Linked DNA regions of Homo sapiens: regions 1 and 2 are each linked to region 3. A link is a contact called in ENCODE Hi-C or POLR2A ChIA-PET data. All regions are on one chromosome and are shown on one strand. The core of a region is the stretch at or near the end of the contact, and the rest is flanking DNA. Distances in the headings are between cores, read along the strand shown.

What was found. Hi-C counts contacts between places; a loop is a spot of excess contacts on that map. ChIA-PET counts read pairs that join two places held with the same protein, here RNA polymerase II (POLR2A). Pooled maps may share reads with other maps.
Region 1: a loop to region 3 is called in a map of astrocyte of the cerebellum, with 3 times the contacts of the local background. The contact joins two enhancer-like sites. A Hi-C loop is called at or near these places in 2 of 168 maps with a recorded cell type or tissue (astrocyte of the cerebellum and mammary epithelial cell), 1 of 37 single-sample maps with no recorded cell type and 8 of 50 pooled maps. POLR2A ChIA-PET finds 5 or more read pairs at or near these places in 2 of 52 experiments (H1 and WTC11).
Region 2: a map of astrocyte of the cerebellum shows a loop between it and region 3 (2.9-fold over the local background). The contact joins two enhancer-like sites. A Hi-C loop is called at or near these places in 1 of 168 maps with a recorded cell type or tissue (astrocyte of the cerebellum). POLR2A ChIA-PET finds 5 or more read pairs at or near these places in 3 of 52 experiments (AG04450, MCF 10A and RWPE1).

What each region holds. Positions count from the first base shown.
Region 1 is chr2:205,890,616-205,894,929 of GRCh38, reverse strand. No RefSeq gene overlaps it. Among named protein-coding and RNA genes, the nearest start is that of INO80D-AS1, 190 kb to the left of the region's middle. Within about 2 kb of position 2,634, at least 5 of the 41 ENCODE cell types and tissues checked have a DNase peak (open chromatin) inside an H3K27ac peak, as active enhancers do.
Region 2 is chr2:205,731,647-205,736,064 of GRCh38, reverse strand. All of the region lies in intron 7 of NRP2 (neuropilin 2), which reads right to left. Among named protein-coding and RNA genes, the nearest start is that of NRP2, 51 kb to the right of the region's middle. RefSeq lists an enhancer at 1,306-1,600. Within about 2 kb of position 1,473, at least 10 of the 41 ENCODE cell types and tissues checked have a DNase peak (open chromatin) inside an H3K27ac peak, as active enhancers do.
Region 3 is chr2:205,799,347-205,803,696 of GRCh38, reverse strand. The region is part of intron 3 of LOC105373847 (a long non-coding RNA gene); the gene reads left to right. Among named protein-coding and RNA genes, the nearest start is that of NRP2, 120 kb to the right of the region's middle. Within about 2 kb of position 2,701, at least 9 of the 41 ENCODE cell types and tissues checked have a DNase peak (open chromatin) inside an H3K27ac peak, as active enhancers do.

The DNA of each region.
Region 1 (4,314 bases), core at 1,385-3,884, 91 kb before region 3:
TTCTTCAGTTACCTCACTTGGAATAATAGTCTCCAATCCCATCTAAGTTTCTGCAAATTTCATTAATTCATTCCTTTTTATGGCTGAGTAGTATTCCATTGCATATATATACCACAGTTTCTTTATCCACTCATTGATTGATGGGTATTTGGGTTGGTTCTACATTTTTGCAGTTGCGAATTGTGCTGCTATGAACATGCGTGTGCAAGTATTTTTTTCGTATAATGACTTCTTTTCCTCTGGGTAGATACCCAGTAGTGGGATTGCTGGATCAAATGGTAAATCTACTTTTAGTTCTTTAAGGAATCTCCATACTGTTTTTCCATAGAGGTTGTACTAGTTTACATTCCCACCGGCAGTGTAGAAGTGTCCCTTTTCACTGCATCCATGCTAACATTATTTTTTGATTTTTTGATTATGGCCATTCTTGCAGGAGTAAGGTGGTATCACATTGTGGTTTTGGTTTGCATTTCCCCGATCATTAGTGATGATGAGCATTTTTTTTTATATGTTTGTTGGCCATTTGTATATCTTCCTTTGAGAATTGTCTATTCATGGACTGAAAAAAATTCTTGACTTTATGGTGCTTCTATCGAAGTGAGGAGATAGTTGTAAAATAAATGAGGTCACTTTAAATATTTATAACTGCTATAATGAAAACAAAACAGGAATGAAATGGAACCAAATGAAAAGGAATGACTAGGGTGAGGGAGGTAAACAATGAACAAGGGGATCAGAAAAGGCCTCTCTGAGGAGGTGACATTTGAACTGAATCTTAAATGGGGGAAAATATGCTTTTCTGGTTCCTTGTCTATTAGTCTCTCTCTCTTGGTCTCTCTGTGCCTAGGCTGGAGTGCAGTGGTGTGATCTCGGCTCACTGCAACCTCTGCCTCAGGTGTTCTAGTGATTCTCCTGCCTCAGCCTCCCGAGTAGCTGGGATTAGAGGCATGCACCACCCCACCCAGCTAATTTTTGTATTTTTAGTACAGACAGGTTTTACCATGTTGGCCAGGCTGGTTTCGAATTCCTGACCTCAGGTGATCCACCTGCCTTGGTCTGCCAAAGTGCTGGGATTACAGGCGTGAGCCACCAAGCCCGGCCTTATTATTCTCTTTCTTGACCTGTGTTGAGTAGGATCCGTGCAGATGTCCAATCATCAACAAAAACTTATAGGGGATTCATTATGTGCTAGGTTCTCTTTTCTGGGATACAGCTGAGAAAAAAACAGACAAAATCCCTGTTCAGAAGGAGCGTATGTTGCTGATATTCAAGGGCAATGCACCTGTAGAAATGTTTCCACGTAAGTTTCTCATAGCACCTTGTGGTTAATGTAGATAGGGAGGGTGAACCATTTGAGCTCTGGGATCCCCTCTGCCACTGACCAGCTGTGGGGCTTGAAAGTTAATCGAGAAATGCCTCTCGGGCTCAATTTTCTCATCCAAAAATGGGGGTGTTGGATTTAGATATTATCCAAGACTCCGCTCACTTTTAACACTTTGAGATGTAGTTTGGGGTGGGGAGGAAGTTTTTAGATGACTTAGGATTTACTGAAGTTTCTCAATCTTGGGCATGGGGACTTTCAGAACTGACTTCGTTTTGTGTTCCCGTAAAGTAACCATTTCTCAGCCACTGCTGACCCTGTGCCATTCTGCTTAGGTAACTCGTGTGCTCTTTTATGGTGGGACCAAGTAAATGTTTCCCCCAACCTGTCTATCAGGATGCCTGGTTACTGCATAAAAAGGCCAGCCACAGGCATTCAGACGGTTGAGATGTGTGGAGACAAGTCTCCCCAAACAGAAGCCGCACGTTTAATGAGTGGAATTAAAAATGCAAATGATGGGCATGATTGCAGGGTAATTACACGATTAGAGCAGCTTCATCAGACTGGGGCTCCAATGGCCTGTTTGTGCTTCTGTGTCCTGTTTAAGTCTAGGCAACTAGCCCGAGGCCTCCTCTTGCCTTGGGCTTGCCGCCTCGGGGGACCCAATCGCCACTCACCTCCTTTCCAGGGGGCCACGGGGACTAATGAGGGAGCCTTTGAGATTCACTGATAAAAAGTACTGTAAAAGTACAAAGTCCTATTCCGCTATTACGAAACCACATTTCGGCATCTGTTACCCACCAATGCCGGAATGAAACTCGACAGCCTCTCAGCCCATTTGTCAAGCGCCAGCAGGTCCCCTCCTGGCACAGGTGAAACAATAATAATTAGTGGTTGAATGTGTATCCCAGTTATTTTAATAAAGTCGATAAAACACAGTTGCGCTGGCCCCTTTGGCTTTTGCCAACTCTGGCGCAGAAACAGAAACCCTCTGGGGGATATTCACTGACTGGGGTGTGTGTGTGTGCAAGGTGCAAGCTCATAGCCCAAGCTCGCTATTTCCTTTGGAGTAAAGTGCTTGGTGGATGCGCTTGGGTTACCATGGTAACCAAGGGACAATGCTCTTGGGCGTGCAGACCCCATGTTTGCAGCATTATGCTTTAGAAGGGGGACTTAGAGATGCAGAACAAAACATAATAAAGAAGCGTCAAACCTAGTAAGACTTGGGACTGAAAGAAAGCCAGGGACTTCTGTTTAGACACCACAGCGTTCTCGCGTTGTGGGTCTGGGAACCGATCCAAGACTGAAGCTTGTTCATTATACCTCCCAGGCCGCAGGCATTCAGAAGGGCTCTCTGCATTGAAATTGCAACTTTTTCTCACCTGGCTGCAAAGAGAACCCACTGAGTTTAGAACAGTACGCGAAGGAAGAGATTTTCTCATTTAAACAACATCCTTTTGTACCTGGTCGATAAGATACAAGGAAAAGAAAAAACCCAGCTTGAATATTGAGCAAGTTGCCAAAATTGGGCCCAGAAGAACCCCATGGTGTCTTTATTGGGTAACATGAATATCATTCTTGGATATAGCCTCGTTAATCAAAGCCTCAAATGCACTAAGAGTCTGATGGAAAGGATGTAGCAAAAGGTGGCTTTCATCATTTACATAATTTTAAAAAGTGCTGGGTTCTCTTCCCTCGTCTGAGGCCTCTGGTTACGGGCAGCTGGCACCTGCTCCCTGGGTGCGTGCTGTTCTTCCCTACCAGTTCCCTTTTGTTATCTGGGGTGGCCCCACATTGCCTTGTTGTTGGGAAGAAAAAGGTAACACAACACAAAACTAAGAAAGAAATTCAGCTGAAGATTACATTAACTAAGGAAGCATATGGTGTAGAGAAAAAAGAATGGTAGTTAATAAACTTGATTTTGGCCAGGGGCAGTGTCTGTAATCCTAGGACTTAGGGAGGCTGAGGTAGGAGGATTGCTGGAGCCCAGAAGTTCAAGACCAGCCTGGGCAATGTAGTGAGACCCTGTTTCTAGAAAACATTAAAAAATTTTGGGACTATAGGCTTGCTGACATGAGCCTATAGTCCCAGCTATTTGGAGGCTGAGGAGGGAGGATTGCTTGAGTCAGGGAGGTTGAGGATGCAGTGAGCCAAGACTGCACCACTGCACTCCAGCCTGGGTGACAGGATGAGGCCCTGTCTCAAAAGCAAACCAACAAAAAGACCCCTGATGTCGAGTCCCCTGTGGTCGTTGACCTGGTGTGTGAACTTTGGCCAAGTCATGGAAACTCAGAGCCTTGACTTTGCTCCTCAAGTGAGGCTGGGAGGCTCTACTGCAAGATCTGTGAGGGTGAGGACAGTTTCCTACACATCTTTGCATCTCACACTGCTTACAGTCCCCACGTTTAAGTGTTTCTTGAATAGGTGAATTCCCAGGAGTGTATGCAGTTCTATTAGACTCTTGGCCCAGAGTTGCCAGTGAAAGTCACTTCACACTGTCTTGTTGTGGAGGCCAACGAATGGCATTCCCACGGACCTCTATCATCTGAAGCCGCTTCAGAGGCTCCTCAGGGCAGATGCAAATGGGACAACTTAAGTTTGACCTTAAAACCCATATTTAAATATTGAATTCCGTCTTGGAGATGCCACCTTCCACCAATGTGAAAAATTACTGATGTTGCTCCGGCAGGGGGGTAATCAGTGTTTTAGAACTGCATTTTCTTTATTTAATTTTTTTAAAAAATTTTAGTTTCAGAGGGTACATGTGCAGGTTTGTGACACGGGTATGTTGCGTGATGCTGAGGTTTGGGCTTCTAATGATCCCACTGCCCAAGTCGCAAACATAGTACCCGATAGGTAGTTTTTCAACCCCTGTCCTCCGACCTCCCTCCACGCTTTTGGAATCCCCAGTGTCTATCATTGCCATCTTTATGTCCCTGAGTTCCTGATGTTTAACTCCCACTTATAAGTGAGAATATATGGTATTTGTTTTC
Region 2 (4,418 bases), core at 224-2,723, 66 kb after region 3:
TGGCCCACTTTTTATTTGTTTTAAAAGAAAGATCTTAGTATGGTTGTTTACTACCCAAAGGAAAATCACAAGTATGTTCAAGGTGACCCTAGCTTTCTGATGCTAGTGTTGATTATGTTGTAATTATTAAAAATATATGTGTGTGCGTATTTAAAAAGAGCTAAGTTGAACATAAAGATTTCTTCAAGTGCATCTCTGCAAACCAAGTTTAAAAAGCGATTCAGGGCACAAAGTGGTCTGGATAATCTATTGGGTGCCTCTCTGAATTCTGAATATAATCCAGCATTTTTCAATTGATTCTTGAGACCTCTGATTTGTTTTCAGTAGCCCAGAACCTGAAAACCATCAGCATTTCCTGGATTTTCTGATTTGCACCTCTAGGGGAGTGGGGGACCTGCCAATTAAATCAGCTGCTATCCAGCATCCCAGTTTGGTTGTTATCTACACTCCCAGGCAAAGAAAATCAGTGCATTTTGACCATTCCTGTGAGTCCACAAGGCATGGACAATATAATTCAATGTAATATATATTATAGAATATATTCATTCTATATATTATATAGAATATATTCTATAATATACATTATATATATAATTATATATATATATAAAATCTAATAAGAAGCATCCAGCCAGAACGCATTACTGATGGTTTCTGAGGCCATCTCAGAACATTTTCTCTGCTTCCCACCCCATTTCTAGTCACAGTCACCTCTTCTTTGCTGACCCCTCCTTAAGTTGTCTTTGAAGAATATGCAGTGACTGACATAGCTGAGGACAGTGAGCTTTGCAGCCTTCCTACCTTCTAGGCCTCTAGGCAGAGGAATTTTTCTGCCCAGCCTAAAGCCTTTTCTTATATACCATTCATCTTTGCTATCAATACCCATGTGCCCAGGACAGTGTAGATGCTACCTGTCATCATGCCTGCCTCTGGGGCCTAAGATGAAGATTCTGTCCAAGTCTTTGAGCTCCTTGGAGGAGAGACACGGCTGGCTGTTTCACCCTTCCCAAATGAGGCGGGCCCTTTGGGGTACAAAAACAGTCTCTCTTCACGTGCACCACCTCTCATGTGAGTAGCGCTTCAGCACTCAGCTTGCACACTCCCATCTCTTCATTACCTATGGTGTGAACTACTGTTTACTTCTATTTTGCTGTAAATATCTGAAGTCAGCCAGCTCCAGGGACTGCAAAGAAAGCAGGGAAATATTTCCAAGACAGCGCAGTGCTGGAGCCCTGGGGTAGACATTGTGCACGAGATGTTCCTCTTCTTTTTTAAAATAAATATTTCTCTCCACTAATAAATGTTTCATTGCCTCCAAAGTTCTCCCTTTCAATGTACTTGGCACAGACACTCAAGAAGGGGGAAAACAAAGCAGGCAGAAGAGAAAAGTGGCAGGAATGCAGGACAGAGGCTGGGGGAAGCCAGAAGCATGTTTTTAAAACTAGTGTCAGGAACAAATGTGCTGACTCATCCGCTCACCCTGACTGCAGATCTGTGTGTCCTCCCTCTCCCACCCCCTTCCCTTGCATCTGCTCTGAAACCAGCCATTGGGTCTACACGTAAAAATAAATTGCTAATCAATGAATGCCATCCTGTTTAATTAATTTGTTGCACAAAACAGTCAAGTAGGGGGAGGGAACTGTTGCGATGCGGGGTGGGGGGGGGCGGTGGGAAATGATATGAAGGCAATGGGCTTTTTTTGTTGTTTGTGAATCATGGTCCTGATCTTTCTCCTTTAAAACTCCCCTTTAAAGACAATTTAAAAACTTGTTTTAAAGCTTGTTTCATTCTAGTGGATGTGGGAACTTAGCCAGATATAGAGTTAGAGGCATGTGTGTGTGTGTGTGTGCACGTGTATACTTTACATAGATATATGTATATATATATATATATAAACACAGAGAGAGATTAAGAGAAGGTAGGGATGCCGGTAGGCAAAGAAGCTGTCTAACAACCAAATGCACATTTAGGACTCTGATGACCTCTGCTCTCATCCTCCTTTACTTTCGGGCTGTTTTTGTCATCAGGCAGCTTTCCTACATGAAGGAGGAGACAGAGGCACAGGGGCGGCTGCGTTCTGGGGGGCGGGGATGTGCGCATCCCCATCTGTGTGGGCCTGCGGGGCCCGCTAGATTTACTGCGGGATTATGTTACCCCCATCGAGACGCTGAGGCCTGGAACACAGCATACTAACAGGATTAGGGTTTCAGGATTTGAGACAGGAACGCATCAGGGAGGAGCGGGGAGGAGGGCAGCTCAGGGGTGGGGCTGGAGAAGAGCAGGCGGGGGAGGAGCACAGGATCAGAGCAATGAGCGGGCTTGGGGGGAACAGTCAATGTCCTAGGAAGAGGGAAGGAGAAACTCGGACATTCTAGGACATTCTAGCTGGGTGGGGTGGGCCCTCCACCCCTGGAAACCTCCTAACACAGATGTTTGGGTTTTCTTAAGGAGGTGCCTTTAACTCCCAGGTGGGGAGAGATTGAGGGAACAGGGAGTGAGGTTCCAGAGACCTCTGCCACCTGCCTGCCTCTTCAGGTGGAGGCTCTGCAAACCGGAGCAGGGACAAGGTGACATCAGAGAGCAGGACAATCTACCAGGTGAGGGCTTCACTCCAGTGCTCATCTACATTAGTTGGGGTTGGGGCAAGGAACATGATTCCACAGCCCAAGCAGAATCACAGCGCCCTTCCACATCCCCTCTGTGTGCTCCTTGTCACTGGCCTCTGTGCACAGCCGGGGCCTTGGAGTTTAACATCAAGGCTATCAGCGCCAGGGAGGCGCGCCTCAGCTACTGGAGACAGTTCAGCACCCACGGGAGCTGGGTGACGCTGGCCGCGGGAGCCTGATAGAGAAAAGGTTCAAGCTTCTGTATAATGAAATTTTCCCCTGAGCTTCCTAAGTGGAGAGGCTAAAGGTCTGAGCTCATCCCATGGCAAATGGATAAGGGACAAACTTAATTACCTAGGGCACTGGATCCTTCTCCATTATAATTGAGAGGGTCAGATAAACTGAGGGACTTGAACTTGGAAGGGGTATCAGCCCCCTTCAGAGCACACGCAACATGACTTCTGAAGGCTGGTGCCCATTACAGTGTGAGGTATTGTCCTCATCTCATATTCAACAAACAAAATTACTACCACAAAAGGAATAAGGGGAAGCCCATCATCTGCCAGGAGGTTTTTTTAAAAAAAAGGTTTTTCCTGAAAACTTAAATGATCAAGTAGAAGCATAATTGCATCCCTAAGAGAACAGTGAGGCTGGGATGGATGACATTTATCTGAGGCAGCTCAATGCAGGCCCCATCAGATGCAGGGAAAGGTCTGGATGACTTATCATGGTCCATTCCAGGCCTATGATTTTAAAAGAGGCCCATAAATATCCCATGGGGCCTTCTTACTTTTTAAATTGATAACTTGCTTCTGCTCAAGAAGAGCTTTGTGGGTCTACTCCATTAATTATATCCGCGGAGAGCCTTCCATCTACAGATCTCAAGGTGCTTTGCCGATAGCAGCCGCAGCGCCATTCCATTTGGACTGGGTGGAAACGCTGAGGCGTGCAGCCACTAAGAGATGTTTCCAAGATCACACGGTGCCCTGTTTAAGAAGATCTGAAAATAGACATCACGTGCCTCTAGCTGTTAGCCAACTGATTTGAGGGTTTGGTTTTCTGACACCACTCTTTCTCTCCTCCCAAGTCTCTGATTTAAAAATGATTTGTTTTAATTTAGAAAATAAATATGGGATAGAGGATTTTTGAAGTGGAGTGTTTATTTGTTTTGAAGGGATGTGGCCAAATCAAACAAATGGCAACTCCTTTCAACTCTCCATCCTCATGATTCTGTGGTGAAGCCCAGCTCCACAATAATGAGCCTAGTGGGTTAAGCCATGTACAGGCTCATCCTGCATGCAGAACTTCACTGAAGAGGAGGCTTTCCAGGAAAATGTGTACCTCTCAGTCCTTGGACTGAACATGTAGGAAGCCAATTTCCCTCAAGATGAAGAGTAAGGCCTAGGGCGGATTGTGGAGAGCGCCAGTCTGGACATCCAAGTCTGGTGACCAGGCGCCGTCCATGCAGGCTCCAGTTTCCTAGTCCCTGCAGCAAGGCACTTAATCTCTAAGAGCTTCAATTCCACAGTTGTGAAACTCTGTGAAATACTCTAGTGAATAAGCTGGTGCCTGAGGATTTTCTGAGTCCCTTGGAGGTCATCCTTACATTAATGTGATGAACTCAGTGCATTCCTTCCACTCCTGGTGGGGTAATTCTGAAAATTCTTGGACCCAAGTCTTACCTCATCCCTATCTTCACCCATCCATCCTCGATCTGGCCAATAGCGTGCATTTGGCACCCCACAGACTTTCTCTTTTAGCCCAAATTTCTTCCAAATGCATCAGAATAGCCCAGAAACACTGTGACTAACT
Region 3 (4,350 bases), core at 1,452-3,951:
GCTAAATCTGGCAACTTTCCAACTGTTTCAACAGAATTTTAATCTGAATATTATATTTAGCCTAAATTATCATATTTAAGCAGAAACTAATAGTGCCCATTTCCATGCTGAAACTTATGGCATAATCTCTCCATACAGACTCCTGGAAGGTTACTTGCACATTTTCTACTACAGTGAAGAACAGGTAGCAAGAAGCAAGAACAAAAACACTTATCTTTTAGTCTGTACAAACTGGGCAGCTTGATGCCTGTCAGAGGGGAATTTATACAAGTCATTCATTCATTCATTCAACAAATACTTATGCACAGGCAGTAGGTGCCAGGTGTGAGCCGGGGATCCTGATGCAAAGGTGAATGAGACATTCCTCCTCACCCCCTACTTCGCTCTAGCCAAGTTTCCTTTGGCTTCAGCATCTTTGCCTTCTCCCCCTGCTCACCTGACTCATCCTAGGATTTCAGCTCCCATAAGACACAATGCTCAGGTCCCTGCTTACACACGCGCAGCTCTCTGCACTTTGCTTTGGAGCTCTTGCCATATCGTTATATTTGTGTGGTTTCCTGATTCACTTGTGTGTTTCCAGACTGTAAGTCCCCGAAGACAGAACCAGGTTGTTTTGCTGATCATGTCTCCTAGCACCTAGCGAGGCACAGTTTAGGCATTTAATCTAAAATAGGCTTATTATATAAATGAATGGATACATCAGTTCTTCCCTCAAGAGGTCATGGGGGATGAATATGCATGTCAGTTTCTATGTCAGTAGACAGGAATGAAGGGCTCTGGGGAAAAGAGCAGTTCTGCCTCTGGGGAGCTGGGATTGGGGTCCAGCTCCACGATAACATCAAGTCAAGCCCAAAGATGCCATCCCCACCGTCTGTGCAGAAGGGAGCCTGAGACAATGTTGGGAAGGGAGCATCCGGAGAGCTTTGCCTTGCTGGGCTGTGCAACACACATACAGACAACCAGCCAGAACCACCCCATGGACTAGGATGTCATAGCATAGCTGAGGGCTCAAAATCCATGTAGCCCAAACATCCACTTTACAGATGGGAAAGCCAAGATGTGTTGTGGCCTTCCCAAGGTCACACAGGCAGAGGCAGAACCGAATCTTGAACCCTGGTCTCCCAAGCCCTGAGACAGTGCTCTCCGCCTCCTCGTCATGTCCACATTCAAGGGGAAAGGAGCACTGGGGGATTTCAAAACCCTACAAAGCTTTCTTCGAACTCCCACAGGCATTAAAAATAGTCAGCTGGGAATAGAAACACGAATGTTCAAGGCGAGATGAGATGAGGGGTGAGAGGAGGAAAAAAGGTGAAGACAGAAGGCAAATCTAGAAAGGCCGCCTGCCACCCTCTCTGGAGTCAAGGCCCTGTCGGGCAGTTCTGCCTGAGGCTTGGCAAGGCGGAGGTGCAGCAAGGCTGTGCTTCAATTCCCAGTGGAGGCAGTCAAGGGCTTCAGGATGAGATTAATTAGTGGGGCTATGCTCCAAACCACGGCATCCTGGCCCTGCAGACAGTTCTGAGAAGCCTGAGGGGCTGTGGAGGCTGCAGCCTGCACCTTGCAGACTGAACGGCACTGTTTCTGGGGAGGCTGTTAGAGTCTCAAGGGTAAAGAAGGGTCCATGCCTGAACACAGCTGCCAGGGCCTGCTGGTCTAGTGAGGGGTTTGCTAAGGGACCTAGAACCAAGCACCCCAAATCCTCACATGTTGAATGCCCAGACCCCAGGGCTTTGCCTCTCCACTGGTGAAGGGCGTTCTGCAGAGGCCTAGGCACCTCAGTGTGCACGTGAGCCTGACAGGGCCTCAGGTCAGGGTTTGAACACTGTGTGGGCCCTGCTTGGGCTGGGCTGTGTCCTCTGCAGAGAGGGCACCCTCCTGCACTGGTGCCACTGTGTAGGAGAGGGGTTGAGGGAGGGCTCAGACTCACTGTGGCCAGGTGGGATATGTTTTCTTAGTGAGAAGGCCTCCTTTTCTTACAGCACTTGTAAAACTGTGATGACAGGAACAGCACTCACACACACACACACACACACACACACACACACACACACAAACGCACACACACTTGTCCTATAGGGTTTTCTGACAAGGAAGGGTGAGGAAACAGGTGTTATTCTCTGGATGAGCTGCAGAAGTAATCTGGTTCTTAGTTCCCTTGGAGGTCTCTTGCTTGGGCCTCCAGAGAGAACATGAGAGGCATTGTCTTTCCACCAGGAACTGCCTCTGAGGGTCACTGAGAAAACTCAGGAAGGAAGAGGACCAGCCTTGGAAGATGGGGTGGGCAGCAGGCGAAGGTGGCTCAAGAGTTCTGAGAGATAGGAATTCAGGGGCAAGCCCTGCCTTTGCCTCAGCCTGGGGCGACCTGTAAGCTTCCAGGACTCTTCCCATTGTGTTGATGGGAATGACTGTTAAGTTACTGTGAGCCCCTAGGGTGGATGGTGAGGTAGCTCTCAGCCCCCACCACTGGTTGCATTTGCTGTTCTGACCATCACCCCCTCCCACCACCCCACTCCCCATCTCACACCCTTTATCCCCCGGTGGAGAGATCTTTTTCCCAAGAGTTTTGTTTAGCTCAGCCTGGGATTAGAGCCTGAAGGCTGTGAGAACTGAAATTGAGTCATCTTTCAACCTCTTCAGGTTCCCTCCCACACCCCCATCAACACCACCAACGTCACAGGGGCAAAGGCGGCCTCTGCATCCAGATGGGTCCTGTTTTCTTCAACCATGGTTCTGTTCCAACCTCATTTCACTGGCCAGCCTGCCTCCCCTGAGTTTCATGTAAACATTTCCAGAAGGATGTAGATTAGAAAAAAAAAAAAAAAAGGTCTTATGTAAACACTTGCTGGCTAGGGACCAGGAGATATTATTAGTTTATTAGGGCTTTAAAAATACCCAAAAGCTCAACTAAAGGAGAGAAGAAATTTGTTTTCATTTTAACCTCTGTTATTGTTGCTAGGGTCAGTAATACAATAGAAGCAGGCATCCCAGGATACACAAGATATCGTAAGATCACAGGAGGGTCAAAGAGGGAAATTGCAGAGATTTGACTATGGTGACATTATTGGTCAGTGAGGAATGGGTGGTAGTGGGGGCTGCCCTTTTTTATCAATTAAAAAGAGCAGAAGAATGATACAGAAGAGAGAGCACTTCCTCACTGGGGCCTTAAGGTGCAGTGTGTCCTGGCCCTTTACCTTCCCAGCCCCATCTCCAGCCCTTCTCCTTTGTTGATCATGTTCTTGCATTTGGCTGTTTGCTTCCCGTCCCCTCCCTGAGTGGAAGCTCTAAGAGCTTACAAAATCAGGAACTGCTCAAAAACATTTCTTAAATAAGAGACCGAAACAAATTTCCTTTTCAGGGTAAACAGAGCCCCAGGATGGTGGCAAATTTGGCTCAGGTTCAGAGCTTCCATGGGGAGGGAGGTTCATAATGAAGTGTCTCCCTCCCCCTTGCCAGGGAACTTATTGTACTACCTAGGTAGTTTTGAATCCAATAACCAATAGGTGAAAAGGTCCTCAATCACCTCAGTCACCTGAGGCCAGGATAGTTCTTCCACTAAAGGCACTAATCCCATCATGAGGGTGGGACCTAATGACCCAGCTCATGACTTAATCACCTCCCAAAGACCGCACGGTCTAATACCATCGTGATGGGGATTGAAGCTTTGATGTAGGAATTTTAGGAGGATACAAACATTTTCATTTCTACTGGATCAGTGGTTCTTAAATTTGAAAGAGCAGCAGATTCCCCTGGTGGGCTTTGCTGAAGCACAAATCCCTAGACCCCACCCCCAGAGCTTCTGATTCAGTAGATCTGGGATGGAACCTAAGCATATACATCTCCTCTGACAAGTTCCCCAATGATGCTAACACTGCTGGCCAAGAACCACACTTTGAGAAGCACCATCACAGATGCTGAAACCACCAGAGATATTGACAATCAAGGGTTTGACCACAAAGGAAGGAGCAAACAATCTAAAGTTGCAGGGCCTGGTGATGTCCAGGGAGGAAGAGTTTGTACAGGTCACAGCCTCTGAAGTCTACCAGGTAGGACTCTGAGTTAAAGTAGCCCATCTGGCCAGATGGCCCATCACCCATTCCCACACTATCTTCATTTTATAAGAAGCCAACCTGCCCATTAGCCTACTGCTTCAAATGCTGAGAAGAAACATTATCCCAAGAGGATGACTTACCATCTCAGTTTGCCCAGGATCGAGGGGTATTATGGACTGAATGTTTGTGTCCTTCTAAAATTCATACATCAAAGCCTCAACTACCATTTTGATGGTATTAGGATTTGGGGCCTTTGGGAGGTAATTATGTTTAGATTAGGTCATGAGGTGGGTCATTATGTCCC